Linked DNA regions of Homo sapiens: region 2 is linked to region 1. Evidence: read pairs that join two places in POLR2A ChIA-PET (ENCODE). Cell type or tissue: PC-9. All regions are shown on one strand. Each heading gives the region's core, and the rest is flanking DNA. Links, peaks and the distances in the headings are about the cores only. Region 1 has its middle 44 kb from the start of EGFR. Region 2 overlaps EGFR (epidermal growth factor receptor).

Region 1 (8,484 bases), core at 127-8,126:
CAAAGTCCCTTTTAAAATGTAAAGTTAATGCATTCATAGGTACGGGAGATCAGAGTGTGGAAAATATTTGGAGGGGGTCAGTATTCTGCCTGCCGTAGCCCCTATACCTGTGATACTCCCAGGGCTTGATCAAGGCAGATGCACAACCTCTCTGGACAAACACATCCTCCGTAGAGGCCTGCAGGATTCACACACATGAAGATCAAGCAGCAAGCCCACAACCAACACCAACAAAGCCCGAGGAGGCGAGCCACGAGAGAGGTGCAGTAGCAGGCACAGACGGCAGACTCTCACCCTGCAGGAAGTGGGCATAGATGATCAGGAATGAGCATGAAGATATTAGAAAGATCAAAGACACACACAGAGAGAAAGAGAGAGAGAGTGAGAGACAGACACAGAGAGAGACAGAGAGAAAATGAATGAAGGAGAGGCAATATTTGAAAAGGAAATGGGTGAGAATTTTCAGAAATTATGGAAAAATATACAGATTCATGATGCAAAACATATATTAAACTGAAAAATAAAAGTAAAATGTACAGGACACGTCTTCTACCCTGCCTCACATCTTCTTGGCTACTGTTTACTATAATAATTGCTGCAGCAACCATCTTTCTGCAGGGACAGCTGGCAGCATCATGCCTCAGCTGCAACTCATATACCTTGCTTTTTGTCCGGTACTTCTCTGATGTATATGGGAACCTGATAGGCACCCACACATGCACCAAACCTGAAAATTCAAGGAGGTAAGCATTTAATAGAATAATCCTGACCACTGGGGAACAGAAACTGGTGGATAAATGCTCCCTCCCCTAGTGCATGCCCACACAGCCAATTCTGAAGCACATTCTAAAAAGCACTCAGAACGTCCCAGAGGGCTTGAGCCCCAAGTTTCCACAAAAGTGATTAGATCAATAACGTACCCTTGCATTGGGTCTCCCTACATCCTTATTCTATTTTTCCAATCTCATTTTTCCTCTCCCTGGCCTCTATTTCCCCAAAATAAACTACCTGCCTTCAAGACTGTGTGTCAGTTAGGCTCTGATTTCTGGGGGGAATCAGAACTAATTTTAAAAAGTGAATTTCCATATATGTTGGAGAATAACTGCAAAATACCAAATATAATAGAAAGTCTTAAAACTGTTCAGAGAGAAAGAAAGAAACACCTAAAAAGAAATTATTGTAAGACTGATAGTAGACTTCTCAACAATAAGAGAATAAAAACAATAGAAAAATACTTGAAAAGGCTGAAAGAAAACAACTATTAATCTAGAACTGTGTAACCAGAAAAACCATATTTTAAGAGCCAGAGTAAAATTTAAAAAAATTCTAGATAAATAGAAACTGGAAAGCTTACCATCAATACATCTACATTAAAGAAATTTCTAAAGCATGTTCTTCAGGATGTAGAAAATAAACTTAGAAAGATGTTATCAGATACAAAAGAATGGCAGGAAAAGAAATTGGCAAACATGTATAAATCTAAACAAGCAAAACTTCTAAGATGTAATAAAAATAATGTCTAATTTCAGAGTTAAAAAGTAAAACAAACTTAAATCTTGGGCAACAATAAATGTAAGGAAAAAAGAGTATTCAAAGTTAAAATGTTGCAAGTATCCCACAGCAGTGGGTAGAGACGTTGAGATATTAATTTTAGACTTAGTTCCATATACAACGTAACATTTTAAAATTCAGCCTCCAGAAAAAGAGAAATAGAATTTTAAACTTCCAAACACACTGAAGACCAAACAGAATTAAAATGAGGAAAAAAGAAACAGCAAAGCAGAATAAATGAAGAGCAAAAAACATGAAATGGGAGAAACAAATTCAAATATATCTGTGACCACAATAAATATAAATGATCTAAACTCTCCCACTAAAATATAGAGGATGTCAGGCTGGCTTAAAAATAAGAATAAAATGAGTCTATCTCTATGTGGCTTGCAAAAGGCTTGCCTAAATCATAAGAATGCAGAAGAGTTGAAACTAAAACAATTGAAAATTTTACCAAGCACATACTACCAGAATGTATATTTCTAAATGCTTACAATAAAAAAGAAGTACAAGAAATTTGAAAGCAGAAATCAGCTAAATAGAAAACAAAGATAAAATAGAGAAGATAAGTAGAACAACAAAAAAGCAGGATCTTAGAAAAGACTGTTTAATAAAAGAGGTAAACCTCCATGAGATTGCCAAGAAAACAGACTCTAGTATATGATAGAACTGAACAGGGAGGCATGCCTACATGTAGGAAAGAGATTGAAATAATGAAATTACTAAAAATAACCTTATTCCAATGCATCTGAAAACAAGTAAAATGAACAAACTTCTAGAAAAATATAGCTAAACAAAAACAAGTTCAAGACGAAATTTTAAAAACCTTAATATTCCTATAATTAGAAAGAAATTAAAATAATGTTTCCAAATTTTAGACTCAAACTTTCTTGCAGACAAATTAAACAAACTTTTCAGAAGCAGATTATTTCAAACTTATAAAACTTTTCCCAGAAAATAGAGAAAAAAAGGAAAATATTCCATAACTCTATAATTCATATGAAGCCAATATAACTTTATAATAAAACTAGAGAGAACAGTATAAAAATGAAAAAATCTAAATTAATTTTTCTTTACAAATATACATAAAATAAATCATAACTAAAATTTATAAATAATTAAAATCATAGCTTAATCCAATAATATATAACAAAGATAATATATCATGAGCAAATTGCAAATGCCAGTACTTTCACATTAAAAAAAACTATAAATACCATTCAAGACATTAAATACTTAAACAGCAAATATTTTATGACCACCAATAGATGCAGAACAAATTTTGATAATCCATCTCTATTCATGATTTTTTAAAAAAATTTCTGGCAAACTCAGAATAGAAAGAAACTTTTTTAGCCTGATGAAGAGTTATTTACAAAAAGGTTATACATAAAACGTCAGTCTTGATGGTGATATCTTTGAAATAATATCCTTAAAATCAATAATGTGCCAGGCATGGTGGCTCACACCTGTAATCCCAGCACTTTGGGAGGCTGAGGTGGGTGGATCACTTGAAGTCAGGAGTTTGAGACCAGCCTGGCCAACATGGTGAAACCCTGTCTCTACTAAAAAAATACAAAAAAATTAACCAGGCGTCATGACGCACACCTGTAACCTTAGCTACTCGGGAGGCTGAGGCAGCACAGCCGCTTAAATCCAGGAGACAGAGGTTGCCGTCAGCCAAGATCGCACCATTGCACTCCAGCCTGGGTGAAAAAGTGAGACTCTGGTCTCAAAAAAAAAAAAAAAAAGAAATCAATAACAAGATAGGGTATTCATTATCACAATCTCATTCAACCTTGCACTGTAGATCTTCCCCAGAGCAGTAATGGAAAACATAGAAATAAAGCCATAACAATTATAAAAAACAAAGCTCTCATTATTTGGATATAACTCTCTGCATATGAAATCCAAAAGAATGCATGAAAAAATTATTAGAATAATGAGAGTGTTTACTAAGTAGCTGACCAGTAAATGCATTATATATGTCATCAACAATCAGAAAATGTATGGCTTAAAAAATACCATGCCTATATATGTAACATATATGTTATATATGTTATACACATATGTATGTTATATGTACATATGTACGTTATATGTATATGTTACATATATATGCAGAGCCAGATGCATATACACTTAGCTATATACATACTTATAATAAAAATAATAACAAAATTTTTAAGTCACCTAAGAAAAAGTCTAACATAAATTGTGTTAGATCTCTATGAGAAAATTTACAAAAACTTAATTTAAAACATTAAGAAAGACATAAGTAATTATTGTATTTTGGATTAAAAAACTCAGTATTGTGAACATATTATTTCTCTCAAAATTAAAATATAGAGTGGAAGAAATTCCGATCACAATTCTCTAGAGCTTGTCCTGGAACTTGACTAGCTGCTTTATAGTTTTACATGGGAAAAAAAATGTGAGAATAAACCAATCAACATGCTCCTGAAGGAAGAGGATGAGAAAGAGAAAGGACAGGTGGAAAAGGGGTGACTTGGCCATCAGATTTCAAGATTTTCTATAAGGTTTCTCTGGTAATTAAGACAGTGTGGTACAGGTGCAGGAACAGAAACATGGATCAGCAGAGCAGAATAGAGATCCCTGAAACAGACTAATGAATACACGAAAATATTATATATGATAGAGATGGAAGTATAGGCAATTAAGAAAAAAGGGACTATAGAATTAATGAAGCTGGGAGAAATGGTTGGAAAAAATCAATAAACTTTATCCCTACTTTACACAAAAACAATTTTGATATATTGAGAAACAAAACATGAAAGGCAAAATTTTAAGCTTTAAGATGTATATATCATAAAAAAATGAAAAAAAATGACGGGAAGTTGCTTGGCAGTTACAATGTGCATTGCTCCAGTGATGAATGCCTTATTGAAGGCCCTGACTCCACCACAATGAAATCTATCAGTGTAACAAAATTGCACTTGTACCCGTGGTTACATACACCTTTAAAAAAAAGTTGAAAGAGAAATACATGTTTTACTAGATCTTACAAAAAAAGGAAAAGAAAAGAAAGAAATTCAAGAGACAAGCCACAATCTGGGAGAAGACATTTGTGACAATATCCCACAAATAATTCACAAATTGAATATATGAATAACTTTATAAATCTACAAGAAAAAGACCAAAAAAATAGAAAAATGGGCAAAAGACATGAATAGATGGAAGACTAATGGGAAAAAGGAAACGAAAGGAAGCAAGCAAGGAAGGAAGCAAGGAAGAAAGGAAGGAAGGAAGAAGAAAAGAAACGTTTCTCAACTTCATTAGTAATTAAAGATGTTTTATTTTATTTTCAAAATAAGGACACAATAAGACATTGTTGTCAAAATAAGAAAATAATGATAACATTCTATACCTACTCAAAATTGGTAAAAATTTAAAAGTCCAATATACCATGTGTTAGAAAGAATGTTGATTCAACAAGAATTTATACGTTTCCAATGGGTACGTAAATTGGTACAATCATTTTTTGAGGAATAACTGGTATTAATCAAAAAAGCATGGTACTAGTATGAAATGACACAGAGATCAATGGAACAGAATAGGGAACCCAGAAATAAAACCACATATTTACAGCCAACTGATTCTGACAAAGTTGACAAGAACATACACTGGGGAGACACACCTTTTCAGTAAGTGGTACTAGGGAAATTGGATTGCTTTATGCAAAAGAATGAAGCTGGATCTCTAACTCTCCATATACAAAAACCAAGTCAAGAGTGATTAAAGACTTAAATGTAAGACTGGAATCTAAAAATAGTATTAGAAAACCTAGGGAAAACTCTTCCGGACATGGGCCTAGGTAAAGAATTCATGACAAAAATCTCAAAAGCACAGGCAACAAAAACCAAAAAATACACAAGTAGGACTTAATTGAACTAAAAACTTCTACACAGCAAAAGAAATAACCAACAAAGTGAACAGACAATCTGCAGAATGGGAGAAAATATTTGCAAACTATGCATCCAACAGGGGACTTCCTTGGGAAATTCCAAGGGAATTTCAACTCGACAACAAACAACTCAGCAACAAAAAGTCAATCCCCTTAAAAAGTGGGCAAAGGACATGAATAGACATTTTTCAAAAGAAGATGTACAAATGGACAAAAAGCATATGAAAAACTGCTCAACATCACTAATTCTCACACAGGTACAAATTAAAACCACGATGAGATATAATTTTACACCAGTCAGAATGGCTATTATCAGAAAGACAAAAAATAGCAAATGTTGGCAAAGAATGCAGAGAAAAGGGAGTGCTCATACACTATTGGTGGGAATGTAAATTAATACAATCTACGAAAAACAGTATGAAGATTTCTCAAAAAGCTAAAAATGAAACTACCATTTGACCCAGCAATCCCTCTACTTAGTATCTACTCAAAGAAAAGAAATCATTATATCAAAATGATACCTGCACTCATAGTTTATTGCAGCACTATTCACAATGGCAAAGATATAGAATCAATGTAAGTGTCCATTAACAGGTGATTGGATAAGGAAAATGTGGTACATATATACAATATTATTCAGCCATATTAAGAATATTATTCAGCCATAAAAAGAATGAAATCGTGTCTTTACAGGGATGGAACTGGACCCCATTATCTTAAGTGAAACAACTTAGACACAAAGACAAATACCTCATGTTCTCACTTATAAGTGGGAGCTAAACATGTGTACACATGAACATACAGGGTAGACAGTGGAGACACGGGAGGGTGAGTGTGCAGGAGAAGAGTGGATGATGGGCAATTACTTCATGGGTACAATGTTCATTATTCAGGTGATGGATACAGTAAAAGCCCTGGCTTCACCATTACTCAATCTATCCATGTAACAAAATTACACTTGTACCCCATAAATTTATACAAAAAAAAATTTTTTTAATCCAAACATTCACGTACCCTATAATACAACAATTCAATTCTTAGGGGTATACCTAGAGAAACATTTGGGCATGTTTCTCAGGGGACAGGTACCAGCATGTTTATACAGTACAACACAAATGTCCTTAGACAGAAGAATAGTTAAATAAATATCAGTGTATTTGTATAATTAATATTATGTATCAGTGAAAATGAATAAACTATAGGTACAGGAATTGATATTGATGAGTCTTAAAAATACAAAGTTGAAAAAATCAATTTTCAAAAGATTACATACAGTATGTACTATAACATTTATATAAAGCTCAGTAAACAACTATATATATATAAAATCCCTAATATGTATGTGTATCACTAATATTTATCTCCCTAAAAATATCCCATATGCACATAGGGATATACCAACCTTCCAAATAACACTTCTTAACTTCTTTCATTTTCTCAGTTAGATTCCTTGGTCTGTCATGTCACTGGCACTCCTGTTAGTACCTTAAACGGTCTTTCATTATATTCTACCCACCTGGAAAAATCCCTTTGCTCAGGCAACAAGTATAGAGAAGGTTCAATAAAAATTCAGAGGTTCCTACATAAACTCTGACTGAGCAGTCTTCACAGGCCCTCAGTCGTTCTGGCTCCTCCAATCTCACTCTTACTGCTTCAAATCTGTTTCGCTGTTACCCAGCTAACAACGCCACCCTCATCCTCAGCACTTACAACAAATGCTTACACTTTTTACTTTAAAAATAAAACACACCTTTGTCACCTGGACAAGAAACTGATAAAACTAACCTGTGTAGTCACACTTCCTTCCTATTACAAAAGACACTGCCAATTCTCCAATCTCTTCACCTAGGCTTTGGAGCTTCTCCACCCCACTGATTAGTATAGAAGCTTTTGTTGCGTTTGTGTAGTAAGTTTTTCCCTCTCAGTAATGCAGAACCAGGTGCATAATTTGTGGGTCCCAGTGCAAAATGAAAATGCAGAACAGCTGGCTCAGAAGTGATAAAGAATTTCAAGCTGGCAGCAGCAGAGCCTTAACCCGAGGGCAGGGCCTTGTGAGTCCAGGACCACTGCAAGTCAGCTTTATGGCAGGATCCTTCCCATCAGCTCAGAGAGGATACATTCAAAAACAGCAAATCCACCTCTATCTCTGTTCCTGTCCTGCTATGAAAGAACCTCTCCTCCCCCTTAGAAACGTACCTAGCGTTGTCTCTATTTGTTGTCTCTCACACCTGCCCATACCTCAATGCATTCCAAGCCGCCTTCACCCCAGTGGCTTCATGGAGAGCATTATGTCCCAGGACCGCCAAGGGCTGTGGGGTTGCCAAGTCAAACAGTTGTTTTTCAGTTCTCTCCCCGTTCTGAAAACACTTTTCTTAGCTTCCATGAGCCACACTGTCTTGTTGTTACCTCTGCAAGAGATTCTGTGTCTTCTTTGCAGAATCATCCTCCTCACCTAGACAGTCAGTGAACACTAGAATAACTTAAACAAACCAGCCTTTCCCTCTTGCAAATATACCTTCTTCCCTTGGTGTTCTCATTGGAGTCCACATCTTTAGTTTAACTTCTTTATGGTGTATACGTGATGGTATAGGATTGGCATATTTTTATGTAGCTAAAACTGCCATTTCTCTCCCTTTGTAGTAGATTTATTGACCTATTTAGGAAGGCTTTCTCCCCCAAATCCTAGGAACAACCTATTTATTTCTTACCACTTTTATGTTTTTTAATTTTTTTAAAAAAAATTTTGAATTCTATTCCAGCAGAATTTATTTTATATGTGGCGTCTACATTTTAAACCAATTATTTTAGTTTCCAACATCATCTGCCTAGTAATTTGAAATCTCACTTTATCATTTTTTGGAATAAACAAACATTATTTTTATGATCAGAGAAAGTGACAAGTTTTAAATAAGAAAATAATATTGTATATAATGAAATCTGTTTTTTCTTCACAATTTATCAGAGTAATAAATGATCAAAACTAATTCTTTATCACATTTTCTGATAGT
Region 2 (8,484 bases), core at 125-8,124, 110 kb after region 1:
TACTCTGTAAGGAATTCTGGAGCTAATCATAGGCTCACAAAAAGCAGCACAGGAAAGTTTCCCAGATAACATCTATTTCAGTGGCTTTCAAACATTTTTGACCTTACCAAAGTAAGAAATACATTTTAATATCATGGCACACATACAGCTGTATCTAAACTTTCATAATACTGCCTTTACGATATCACTCTGATATTGTCTATTCTTTTCTGTTTATTTTTCTTTTTGTTCCTTGTTATGCTGGTTGTGACCCACTCCAGTGATTTCACAATGCAGGCTGGGTGGTGTCCCACAGTTTGAAATCCCAATCTAGGGCCTTCCTCTCACTGTACAAAGTAGGTAACTGGGGACATTAGTGGATCAGTGATCAAACCAAAGTTATTTGATCTTACCAAGTGATATCAGGATGAGAAAGCTGTTAGAGTGTCAGATATGTGAAGGAACTTGGGTCATTCCTGATACCTCAAAGAGAAAAAAGGTAGTCCTTGAACACCTCCTACTTGTAAAGGATGCACAATCCTACATGCCCCTCCCTTTCCTTTCCTCCCCTCTGTACCCCACCCCTGCCCACATTTTCTTCATAAGCAGCTTTGGTGTTTTGGCTTGTTTGTTTCCCTTGTCTCCTACCTGTGACTTTATAGCCTTTTGGAGACTCACAGCAATAGTTGTATTTAAACTCAGTGGGTGGCATCCAAGGCTAAAAAGGAGATTGCCTAGACACAAAACCACCCAAGGGAGAAAGCAGGACAGCATCTTACTATGATTGTTTCTTGTTTCTTCCTGTCTCATAAGGATTATTACCCAGGGTTTTCATTTTTTTCATTTCATGGTTCATTTTCGCTCCAGTGTAGACATACAATAGACCACTCGTCCCTGTGGCTCCGGGCAGCAGCCTCATCTGAGACCCTCCTGAGACATCTCGTGCAGGGCAGCCGTAGTGTGTGGCTTCCCCAGGGCTGCTCTAACAGATCACCATCCTTGCCATGGCTTAAGAAGCTGCAGATTTATTTGCTTACAGCTCTGGAAGCCAGAAGTCCAAAATCAAGGTGTCAGTAGAGTCTCTCTCTCTGAAACCTGCTGAGGATGATGCCCCTGGCCTCTCCCCAGCCTCTGGTGTTCCCAGCAGCCCTTGGCATTCCTTGCCTTGTAGATGCAAAACTCCGATCTCCACCTCTATCCTCACAGTGAGTTCTCCTGCATGTCTGTCTCTGTGCCTTCACATTCCTCTCTGTGTGTCTGTGTTTCCATCTCCTTATGAGGACACCCATCACTGAATCAGGGCCCACTCTATACCAGTAAGACCTCATTTCAACTCCATTACATCTTCAAAAACCCCATTCTCAAATAAGGTTACTTCACAAGTGCTGGAGGTTAGGACTTGAACATACCTTATTGAACAATCCAACTGATGACACATAGTAATTTATGCACTCGTTCTTGGAGACGTTGACTTTATTTAGTAGCATTAACCATGGCAATGTCACCAGCATCGCTGACAGCCTGAAGCATATGATCTCCAGAATGTATTTCAATCATCATGTTCACTTCCTTGGTATTCTTTAGACAATAACTCAGCCTTGAACTCCAGTAAAGGGTTTCCCTGGGATTTTCTTCTTGACTCACTCCACTGTGGCCTCCCTCATCCAGGACTGTAACAGACGCCTGACGTCAGTGGTCTAGACCTCTCTGCTGAATGTCATCTTTGGTGAATGTCTTATGAGAAAACACATGGTTGGTCACTCTTAGAAGGGCATGAAAGCCTGTCTGCAGTATAACCAAAACAGGCACATGGCGAGGCACACTGTGCGCATGTGTGTACAATTAATATCATGGTTTTAAATTATTTTCAGGCCAAGGGGAGATCTTTGCTGCATCTACTGAAGAAAGCGAATCTTTTTCTTCCTGAAAAAAAATGGCTACTTATTAGTCGAATTTGTGTTTTAAAAATATGTGAACTAATATAATGCAGACATGCATTAATGTTTAAATATACTGGAAGTTTTTGGTAAAATGAAACCCATTGTCTCTGTTGATTACTTTGATGAGTCAAGAAGTAACATCCTGGGAATGATTGGCCAGTTTAAATGAGTGCCTCAGGTTTTTGGAATACAAGAAATCAAGAGGAAGGGATTAGAACATATAGGTTAGCAAGATTGGGATCCTAAAATACAGACCCAAATGAATGGAACAAAATCAGGGAATTTATTAATAACAGGGTCAAGGCCAAATCAGTAACAAATATCCTGAGTGGAAGAAAGGTGGTTTAACAAATGCCCCTATGAAAGATAGAGATTGGCTTACCATGATGAGATGTAAGCCCAAGTTATGAGGTTGGCACACAAAACCACAAATGTCATAGCTTAAAACAACACACACTTCTTATCTCTGTTTCTGTGGGTCAGGGTCTGGGTTCTCAGGGACTCACAAAGTATGTTTTCATCTGGAGCTCCAGGTCCTCTTCCAGGCTCATAAGGGTTCTTGGCAGAATTCAGTTTCTTGAGGCTGTAGGACTGAGGTCCTGGCTCCTAGAGGCCACCCTCTCCATAAGCAGTTCTTAGCATGGCCGCCTGCTTCTCCAGGCCCAGTGGGAAAGCATGTGCCTCCAGGAGGGCTCAGTCCATTCTTCATGGCTTTTACCTGGTTAAGTCAGGCCCACTCAGGATAACTTCATTTTGTATTAAATCAAAACCAGCTGATTTGGGATGTTAATTACATCTGCACAACTTCAACTTTGCCATATAACCTAACCATGGGACTGATATTTATCATGCATTTGGGTCAAGTTGCATTAAGAGATATAATAAAGCTGGACAAGCTTCTGTTGATTAGAAGAGTTCAGTTACAAGGCTACACTTGGGAGGAATGTTTACAAACTGGAATGGTCAGAGGATGGGGAAGACACTTGAGAAAAGTCAAGTGACGGATGAAGGCAAATGTGGATATTTATCTGGGAGAAAACTAAGAGGAGTTATAATAGCTGTCTTCAAATATTTAAAGGGCTTTTATTAGGAAGAGGAATTTGGCATATTGGATTTTGCCTTCAGAGAAGTGGAGTCCTGAGATGCTCTTAGCCATTCATTCCAGCCTCCAGGGCTCACCTGCTGTCTTCTGTCCAGGTTCTCGGTAGCAGGGCAGTACAGCCCCATCCGTGATCTTCCATAGTCAGGCATATTGTCACACTCAGTGAGCGGAGAGTCAACCGGGAGGAAGGCACAGTTTCTCTGGAATGACCTACGGAATGGTACGCTCAAATGCAAATTCTCCTTCCCTTCCCCAGTCCTTGTCCTTCAGATGGTAATTTAGGAGCTGAAGGTCAGGGCACCAGCAGCCTTTGGAAGCCTACAGGACAACAGTCAGCCTGGCTAGAAAAAAAAACAATGTCACAGGCATGTTGTGTTTAATCACATGAAGGATATTTGCATTGTTTTCCAACTGATGCCAGCAGACACATTGTCAGTGGTATCATGCCTGGGGTATCAGAGTTGACATTGGGTTGCCCCTTCTCTGAGGCATTCATGTAAATCCTTTTAAGTTTATAAAACCTCCATGTGGCTCCTGCATGCTTCATCATTTGCATGTGTCTCTTTTTCCAGGGGAGGCAGCATGGGGAGCAGGATGCTGGTGGGCTCCAGGTGCAGAGAGCAGGGTGGGCGTCAGACCCCAGGTCCACTGTGCACGCCCTCTTGTAGAGCCCGTTCCGTTGTCCATGAGATGAGGAGTGTTCTTATCTCTAAAGTATTATCATGAAAACCTAACAATGTAGAAAGACTAAAGCACATGGGTGGTGCTTCATAAATAGTATTTCTCCCACTTTCTGAAAACTCCTGCTGAAGTAACTGCACAAGAATCCTTGAACATTTAGAATTCTGGTTTTAGCCATACCATAAAGTCAGTAGTGCGTGGTGGAATTCTGCTAACGAAAATTGCGAAGGATCAAGGCAGAGTACAGAGCTGGTGTGTAGCGGGTACCTTCTGTCTGCTGGCACTAGGTATTTTACACATTAAATCAGCTCGTTCTCACATCAGCTCTTTTAAAAATAAGGAAATGAGGAGCCACAGTGGCCCAACTGATGCAGTGGCAGAAGTAGAATTTGAGCTTGTGCAGATGTGCCTCCGTGTTTTGTCTCCTGAGCATGCTGCCCCAAGTTTGACAATACCAAGATTTGTACTGGAACATTCCCTCCCATCCCCACCCCCTAGAAGCCCCTCTTCCTCCCTTAGATTTGACACATAGTTTGAAACCACTATTAACTACCTTATGAGAGCCACTGTTTGTGAAGTGCTGACTATGTGCCAGGTCCCGTGCCGTGCAATTTTTGTGAATTATCTCGTGTCTACAGTGCCTCACAATTTCTCTGCTCAATACCTCCATGTTACTGCCGAGGAAAGGGAAGCTCAGAGAGAGTAAGTAATTTGCTCGAGTTAAAGAGCTGGCCAGGACAGCCAGGGGCTTGCACCCCGGAGCCTTCATCCACTACACTGTCAGCTGGTATCTCAACCAGCCATTACAGGCTGTAAAAAAATTATATAAGATAGTCTATGGTAATGCAGAAAAGTGAGGTTATTTTGCTCCCTTTCCCTTTGAAGAAAAAAGCCCTGGAAAGACATATCACTTGAGTATGGGAAAAAATGAAGCTGTGGCTTTTCTGTGAGTCAATTCTTTCCTGGCAGCTTCTTGGAATAAGACCAAGTATAGCAGCAGAGTTTTCTGTTTTAATTTGAGCTGCAGGGTGACTTTTTTTCTTCTATGCTTTCATCTCTCTGTGGCTTCTTTTGCCTCGTTAATTTCATGCCCTGCCCAGGCGGGCTACTGTGCTGCCCAGTCACCCGGGTCTGGGGCGGCCACCGCTGGCCAGCAGGCAGGCCCTCCAGAGGCAGAGGTGGCCACGCTTAGGTCGCTCCCGCTGTGGAGGCGGCACACTTGGGTGGCAGCACAGCTGTGATGTGGCGGCAGCTGGCAGCCCCATGGGAAAGATGTGTGAAGTGTGGGGTTTGACGACCCATGGGAGAACAGACTTTCTTCCTCTTCTTGTTTTCCCTTCAAAGCCGTGAGTCAACCTCAAATTCTCTGTCTTTTTTCTCCACCCCCTCGTGCCTCTCTCCCTCACGCTCTGCATCTCTCATTGCAAGCTTGCATTTTTTTGCACACAACACTATCTTAATATTTCTCTTTTCTGCAGGCAGGAAATGAGAAGTCATTTTTCAGGGTCATTCAGGAAGTCATCCAGAGTTATAATGGCCCATTATCTACTGGTCAGAGTTTACTTAGGCTTTCACTACTTCCACTGCCCACTTGAAACAGGGAAAAATATTTTCCCCCCGCGCTGTGAGTGTGCTATTTAGAGCTGACCACAAGCGGGGGGAAGAGAGGATGGCTCGGATGCTGCATTTCCACTGAGAACACAAGGCTGGCAAAGCTTGTCTGCTGCCCAGCAAGCACTTCAGGCTCACACCATTTTAGGTTCACTTTAAGTAGTTTCTCAATTGTTAAAAAAAAAACAAAAAAAAAAAAACCTGTACTCTGAGGATATGCTTATAATCCCATAGCTAACCCAGAATTTCTTAGAGAACTGATCAACATCAGCAGTGGCACTTACTGAAAATGCACATTCTCAGGCCCTGCGTAGGGCCTACTGAGTTAGAATATTAGAGAGCAGGTCTCAGAAACATTCTATCCGGCAGTCTTATTCTATGCACCCGAAGGGATAAGAGCCATGCTTTCATGAAACATGGGTTGTGTGTAAAATGTTTAAAAGGTATGGCAAAATGTGTTTGATTGGCACCAAGGATTTCTGGTTCCTCCTAGAATCATTAATCAAACTTTGAAGGAGAAATAAGAGAGTCGGCATTTTCTTGCACATTCTTTGTGATGTTGTGATGAGTTGGAAACTTCCCGATTGGGTTTATTAGAGCATGAACACCCAGGCACCCAGCTTCTAGCCAGCCCTGTCAGGCAGAGTCTCCTCGAAGATGTGGAAAGGACTGACCAACAGCTGAGGCCTACAGGAACCTGAGCAGGCAAGGGGAGAGGCACCCCGGAACCAGGAGCAATGGCCTTCCCACCCTCCCTCGTCCTCTCCTCTTCTCCTTTTGGAGTTGCAGGCCACAGAAAGGAAGTGACATGAGTCACTTTGGGCCTTCTTAATTCCTTCATCAAAGGCAGCACAGGTGTGTATGTGTGTTGGTGGCTAATTGAGGTAGGCCCACAGAGGAGATAACAGATGGACATACTATTTCCTTTCTTCCATTCTGATATAATTCAGGGTATAAACACACACACACACACACACACACATTCTCACTTCTTTGGCATCTACCACACCTGCCCCAGTGCCCATTTCTCTCCCACCTGAATAAAAAGCCCCCACAAAGCCTGAGGTACATGGAAAGGAGCAGTGGTCTGGCTCCCAGGAGTGTGAGAAGCAGCCATGTTTTCAGAGGCTGTATTCCACTTGGACTTGGCCCTACGCTGAAGGTAGGAGCGGATGGGGGAGGCCCCCTTCGCACAAAGAGCCCCATGAAAGAGTGCACAGTCCAGTCTATAAAACAGACGCAGAAAATGTGTGTAGGACTTCTTCCTGAAAAAGAGCGTGGTGCGTCCAGTACCTCCATGTTCATGGAACTTCCCAGTCTGCAGTTTACCCTTTTGTGCAACTCCCTTTTGGTAAAGCCCTGGTCACACTTCTGGTTGTTCAGATTATACAGGGATAATTCCAGAGTGATTTTAAAGTCAACTGCCAGGCATCCGCACTTGCAAATTAGATGCCTGGCACATGCTTGTGTTAAGGTAATAATTCATTACAATACAAATTACAGGGGAGTTCCTCTGGGCATGCGACCTTTCCCGTCATTTGGCTTTCCCTGTGATTATCAGGGGAGCTTCCATCGTGCTGCTAATGGGACCTTAACCATGTGTCAACCCATGGCTGTAATGCTGACACTGTTTTCTTTCTGGAATGAAAGGCCTTCGCAATTGAAACCAAAATGTTATCCAACTCAGTCCTGTCCCTTTGACGATGAAAACATCAAGTTCTGGAGACTGGCCATCCAGCCTCCCTGCCTCATCTCCCACGCCCTCCATCATTTTTTGTCTCTACTTACTTATTTATTTGGCTGTATTTTACGTACATCATGCAAAAATATTCCTCTTTGTAAAAAGTATAATGATTTCAGGAAATTAGAGGGTAAAAAGCAAGAACCATGCTTTCACTCCACTGTCAAGAGTTGTGGAAGAATCCTTCCAGCATTTTTTCTGTGTATTTTACATACATACAAATATATGTACAAATAAAGGTCGATCATTTAGGTTTTGTTTATATTTTTGTATATATGAGCTTATGTCATTCATACATATTGTTTTGCCTCTTGCTTTTTTTTAACTTAATTTTACTTTGCTTGAGAGCTTTTTGAACTGAAGTACGTGTAAGTCAGCCTATGCATGTAATGGCTCCCTCATCTTCTGTGAGGCTGTCACTAAAAAGGGGATTTAGCTTGTTCTGGGCTTTGCAGCCCGTACACTGGGCACTGTTCATACGTACTTCTCTGTGCACGCAAAGGAGGGCTTGCTAGGGAGGCCTGGCAGAGGGTGCCATTCAAATAGGATTTTCAATGGAGGAATTTTTAAATTTTCAGTTATTTGAATAAGTTTTAATATATATCCAGAACCCCAAATCATCAAGTTTGTTTTCTTCCACATCTGTCCTTCCATTTCTGAACTATTTTAAGGCCAGTCATGTCTCATCCAAGAAATCCCATCCTTTCACACAACACTATCTCCGTTTCATGGTTATGAATCTCTAAAAGCATGATTTTTAAAACATAATCACAATGCTGTCATCGAACTTAAAAATTAGCCATAAATCTCTTATGTTACCCAACAACCAGCCTACTGACACATCTCCAGTTGTCTCAAAAATGTGTTTTCCATTGTGGTTTGTCTGAAACATGATCCAAAAGTCAGACCCACCTCTCACCTTTCCCTAACCTGCCGGAGCCCATGTTTCTTTCCAGCCAGGCTTGGAGACCACCACACGGGATTTGCTTCTTGGGGCCTCCCTCTAACCAGCTATGCAGGATGCCCTCTTTCCTGTCAATACAAGCTGCTCAAAGGACTCATTCAGTTCAAATTCACCTATGTGAGCCTAGGTGATGCTACTTATTTATTTATTTATTTATTTATTTATTTATTTATTTATTTATTTTGAGATGGAGTCTCACTCTGTTGCCCAGGCTGGAGTTCAGTGGCATAATCTGGGCTCACTGCAAGCTCTGCCTCCCGGGTTCAAGTGATTCTCCTGCCTCAGCCTCCTCAGTAGCTGAGATTACAGGCACGTGCCACCACGCCCAGCTAATTTTTATAGTTTTAGTAGAGACAGGGTTTCACCATGTTGGTCAGGTTGGTCTCAAACTCCTGACCTCGTGATCCACCCACCTCGGCTTCCCAAAGTGCTTCATGTTTTCAGGAGCTGTACGTGCATTTTTAGT

The links. ChIA-PET counts read pairs that join two places held together with the same protein. Peaks named below come from ENCODE experiments on the same cell type or tissue, not always from the same donor. Only the 100,000 strongest peaks of a DNase experiment are listed, where the experiment ranks them.
Region 2: POLR2A ChIA-PET joins it to region 1 with 21 read pairs; 5 of 35 experiments call an interaction of 5 or more read pairs at or near these places.

What each region holds. Positions count from the first base shown.
Region 1 is chr7:54,971,226-54,979,709 of GRCh38, forward strand. No RefSeq gene overlaps it. Among named protein-coding and RNA genes, the nearest start is that of EGFR, 44 kb to the right of the region's middle. In PC-9, for the core only: no CTCF peak of the experiment used is centred there; no DNase peak of the experiment used is centred there.
Region 2 is chr7:55,081,785-55,090,268 of GRCh38, forward strand. The region is part of intron 1 of EGFR (epidermal growth factor receptor); the gene reads left to right. Among named protein-coding and RNA genes, the nearest start is that of EGFR, 67 kb to the left of the region's middle. In PC-9, for the core only: no CTCF peak of the experiment used is centred there; DNase peaks (open chromatin) are centred at 234 and 4,717; H3K27ac peaks cover 3,656 bases.